Linked DNA regions of Homo sapiens: region 1 is linked to region 2. A link is a loop called in an ENCODE intact Hi-C map of the cell type or tissue named here. Cell type or tissue: GM12878. All regions are shown on one strand.

What was found. A loop is a pair of places that touch in the nucleus more often than their neighbours do. Peaks named below come from ENCODE experiments on the same cell type or tissue, not always from the same donor. Only the 100,000 strongest peaks of a DNase experiment are listed, where the experiment ranks them.
Region 1: a loop joins it to region 2, with 5 times the contacts of the local background. A loop is called at or near these places in 4 of 110 quality-filtered maps.

Annotation. Positions count from the first base shown.
Region 1 is chr2:230,286,841-230,289,340 of GRCh38, forward strand. SP140 (SP140 nuclear body protein) reads left to right here. Exons shown (of 27, transcript NM_007237.5): 18 at 1,052-1,126. Among named protein-coding and RNA genes, the nearest start is that of SP140L, 39 kb to the right of the region's middle. RefSeq lists a silencer at 1,419-1,568. In GM12878, no CTCF peak of the experiment used is centred here; a DNase peak (open chromatin) is centred at 1,501.
Region 2 is chr2:230,234,010-230,236,509 of GRCh38, forward strand. All of the region lies in intron 1 of SP140 (SP140 nuclear body protein), which reads left to right. Among named protein-coding and RNA genes, the nearest start is that of SP140, 9.5 kb to the left of the region's middle. In GM12878, no CTCF peak of the experiment used is centred here; a DNase peak (open chromatin) is centred at 1,012.

The DNA.
Region 1 (2,500 bases), 53 kb after region 2:
GATTGGTCCTTTTTACTTTGGTGGCCTAATATGCTCATGATATGCTTAGAACTTATAGTACTTAGGAATGCATAGGCTGGAAAATATTTCCTCATGGGCCTACATGACCCTGATCAGCACCCCCAGATGGTGGTCATTGGATGGTGGACATCCAGCACAAGAAGGAAGGAACATTTTGCTTTCCTGCCTTGGAAAATAAAACACATTTGGACAATAGTAAACATTGAGATGCCCATTCACAGCCAATTAACATGCACTTGGGAGAATATCATCGGCTGCAGTGTCTGCCATGTCAATCCTTAATTACTATTTGGAATGAAGGCTGCGGAAATCTCAATTCTACCCATTCCTCATGGTTAACCTTCTTCTGATTAGTTTCTTAGATCCTAATATTTATTTTGTCCAAAGCCATGTGGACAAAGCCCTGGTCACATTTACTATTACTTTCAGCACGAGGGTACAAATATCTTCCCCCAATGTGACATGTGCAGCATACATCTCACCTATGGGACACCTAATAGGGTTTCCCTTAAGTCACAGAACTGTCATTTATTTGTGTCTCTGCTGAGAGAAACTGAAACGCCTTCACTTAATTTTGTAGTTTTGTCTCAATTTTCTCTGAATATTTTAGTTTCTGTAATGACGGTAATCATCATTTTGATCTTGCAAAGATTAAATAAATTAATGGATATGTAAGTGTTTAATGTGTATTATATGTCATATATATTTCAAATATATATGTTTGGAATGAAATATGAAATGAACCTTCAAAATATGGAATGAAGCATTTATACTTTTGCTTGAGATATACGTGAAATACTGATTTCAATTAGTTTTTTTCCTAACATAAGAATAGGAAAATGAAATATAAAGTGAACCTAACATTAGCTATCTAATTCTTCATACCTTAAAGGCTAGGGTTTAAATCTTTTTATTTATACATTAAACAGGCTTTTGGAAAGTTACATTTAAATGGAATTTTTGAAAAGCTGTAATATGTGTAATACAGCTGCTCATAAATGACTGTGATTATATTATTCTACTTTCTCAGGGAGAAAGAGAGGCAAACCTGGAACCCGCTTCACTCAGAGTGACAGAGCTGCACAGAAAAGAGTCCGATCAAGAGGTAAAAAAGAAAACAGGAATGAACTTTCAATAACTAAACATCTAATTTCCTGTGCGGTACACTGTACTTTCAGTAATAAACCCATTTCCTTAATTGTTTTATGAAGCTGTACTAACTAGTGAGAAATGTATCCTATTTAGTCATTTTCCAAAATGTGTCAAGGAAAGAAGGAAGTAAGTTGGTGATGGATCTACAACCAGATCCCAGGGGCCCAGGGGCCACTAAAGTGCTACTTTCACTGAAATGATAAATTTCAAGGCTGGAGATAGTTCATTGCCGTATAAAGGGTATAACCCATAAGTGATTTAACTGACCTTCCTCTGACTACTCAGAAAGCCACAGGTTGCACACTAAGGGTGAAAAAGAGTTGTGGTTAGAGATCTGTGTCCTAAGACTTTCTTTTTCTTTGTGTGGGCTTAGGCTGATCATTTGACTTTCTTTGTCTCAGTTTTCTCATCTGGAAAGCAAGAGCATGAATTAGGCCAACTATCTTTCTTTCTTTCTTTCTTTCTTTCTTTCTTTCTTTCTTTCTTTCTTTCTTTCTTTCTTTCTTTCTTTTTTTATTCTTTAAGTTCTGAGATACACGTGTAGAATGTGCAGGTTCTACAACCCATCATCTACATTAGGTATTTCTCCTAATGCTATCCTTCCCCTAACCCCCAAATCCCGACAGGCCCCGGTGTGTGATGTTCTGTCCCTGTGTCCATGTGTCCTTATTGTTCGACTTCCACTTATGAGTGAGAGCATGTGATGTTTGGTTTTCTGTTCCTGTGTTAGTTTGCCCAGAATGATGGTTTCCAGCTTCATCCATGTCCCTGTAAAGGACAGGAACTCATTCTTTTTCATGGCTGCATAGTATTTCATGGTGTATATGTGCCACATTTTCTTTATCCAGTCTATCATTGATGGACATTTGGGCTGGTTCCTAGTCTTTGCTATTGTGAACACTGCTGCAATAAACACACGTGTGTGTGTCTTTATAGTAGACTGATTTATAATCCTTTGGGTATATATCCAGTAATGGGACTGCTGGGTCAAATGGTATTTCTGGTTCTAGATCCTTGAGGAATCGCCACACTGTCTTCCATAACGGTTGAACTAATTTACACTGCAACCAACAGTGTTAAAGCTTACCTATTTCTCCACATCCTCTTCAGCATCTGTTGTTTCCTGACTTTTTAATGATTGCCATTCTAACTGGCGTGAGATGGTATCTCATTGTGGTTTTGATTTGCATTTCTCTAATGACCAGTGATGATGAGCTTTTATTCATGTTTGTTGGCCAGATAAGTGTCTTCTTTTAAGAAGTGTCTGTTCATATCCTTTGCCCACTTTTTGATGGGGTTGTTTTTTTCTTGTAAATTTGTTTTAAGT
Region 2 (2,500 bases):
ATACATTTGAGACATCAGTATTGTAACTGGTTTTAATGATGCTTCCAGTTCCTCTACAATAAGGCTTTACTGATACTGATTTCTTGATTCTGTTAATGTAGTACATCATCAAATAATTCGTCCTACACAGTGTCAGTAAAAATGGAGTAGGGTGATCTATAGGAACAAACAATTCCCAAATCTCAACGGGTCACCAGCCCTCTGCACAGAGGACCCTCATCCTGGACTCTGTCTCTGGCTGAGGAGCAGCCACCCCATCTGAAATGACAGTCACTGTGGTAGAGGAACAGAGAGCATGCCTAACCAGGTGCTGCCTCTGAGCTCTTCTGCCAGAGTGATACCCATTGCTCCAAGGGAGGTACAATCTTACCTTGGCCCAGAAGAAAAGAACATTGAAAAATGTGTGACCAACACAGAAGGTGCATGAGCAAAATATTCTTTGAGTCCTTGTCTATCTAAGTATTGATTCTGCCCTCATACGTGAATCATTGAATAAGGTATACATTTTTCCATTTTAATTTTTTTGGACCCATTCTCAAGAACTGAATGGGTATACACTTTTTTTAGTAGTTTCCTCTTACCTCTAGGTTTATAGGTTTGCATCATTGCTTTAGACATTTAGGGTTTCAAATTCACTTATTTTTCCCTTTAGGGCTTTTCCCCATATGTTCTGGGAAATTCTCCCTCCTTTATCTTATAAAAATTTTCATTCACTTTTTAAAAATTTCACAATCATTTTGAATTTCCAAGGTCGTTTTATTTTCTGGTTGTTTCTTTTCTGCATGGAATTTTTGGTACAATATATTCTCTTTCTGTGTGATAATATTTGTTGTTTAGAAATTCTTTTTTGTTCCCTGAAACATCTGTATTTCCGCTAGGGTAATTTTTTGCCTTTTGCTTATCTTGGTTTTACTCCTTAATGTTGTAGGTTTCCACAAATGCTGTGGTCTGTTGTAGTCTGTTCATGCTTACCAGCAAGATGCTGAAAAGTAAACTTGAAACTCCATTTAATGAGATGGGCTTGCAAACTTGTGGGCTTCACTGAGCAAATACCAAATCCCTGAAGGTAAAGGCCTTTTCTCTGAGTCATTTATATTTTTCTTAAGAGGAAACCTCCAGTCTTCTGCCTGATTGTGGGTGTTCTGTGTCGTAGAGCAAACTGTTTTTAATTTTGCCTTTGGAACAATCTCTCGATTTTCATCTCTGCATCTCCTTCTCAACCACCACTGCATCTCTGGGAGGCTGCAGGACACGCTGGATCCTTTTCTGACCTCAGGAAGCATCCTCCACCTTCAATAGCAATGAGTACCCCTCAGACCACTTTTTCTCTTTCATACTTAGGTTAAAATTTCTCATCTAATTCCTTTCTCTTCATCATTGTAACTTTAATTCCTTTACTGTCATTTTAGGAGATATTCTAGTGAAAGAGGAGAAAAACAGTTGTCATTAATCAACGATTTTAAACCAGAAGGCTTTTTCTTTTTTAAAAGAATTCAATGGATAAATGGTGCATGTCTGGAGAATGGGAAATTTTAGTGATCCTCTATTCTATCCTGATGCATGTTTAAGGAATGGAAAGTCCCAATGACCATTTCCTGGTGGGATAAAAAAAATCCTGGAAGTCTTCATACCGTTTAGAAATACAGATAAATTTGTTAAGGCCTATTAGCAAGGGGAACAATTTAGCAAGTAGGAATCAGAACTACAAACTTTTGTGATTAAAAATTAGTTTCCCAGGCACAGCCTTAATGTCTGAAATCCAGAGGTCTCCAAGTTTAGACAGATTAATGTGTCCTAGTTTTGCATATCCACACAAATCTCCATGTTGGACCAGAGAAAGAGTGATTTTCTTGTGACTGTTTTTTTTTTTTTTTTTTTTTTTTTGAGATGGAGTCTTGCCTCTGTCACTCAGGCTGGAGTGCAGTGGCACGATCTCAGCTCACTGCAAGCTCCGCCTCCTGGGTTCACGCCATTCTCCTGTCTCAGCCTCTCGAGTAGCTGGGACTACAGGCACCTGCCACCATGCCCGGCTAATTTTTTGTATTTTTAGTAGAGACAGGTTTCACCATGTTAGCCAGGATGGTCTCGATCTCCTGACCTTGTGATCCGCCTGTCTCGGCCTCCCAAAGTGCTGGGATTACAGGCGTGAGCCACCGCGCCCGGCCTTCTTGTGTATTCTTAATCAAACCTTACCAGATGAGAGTCTTTGAACCAATTTTATGATGCAGAATGCCACCCTCCTTTTGCAGTTACAGATGGAGGAGATACATCTCCTTTACATCTCCTGAGATTTCCTCTCTTTGTTGTTAACTAAGAAGACTTGCAGTTCAGTGTTAGGTTCTGTAATATCTCAGCCAGATTTTTATTTCTTTCTCTGTAAGTTAAAGTTCTCCAGAGAAACAGAACCAATAGGATGTGTATATACAGAGAAAGAGATTTGTTATAAGGAATTGGCTCTTGCAATTATGAAGGCTGGCAAGTCCAAAATCTGTAGTGTGGG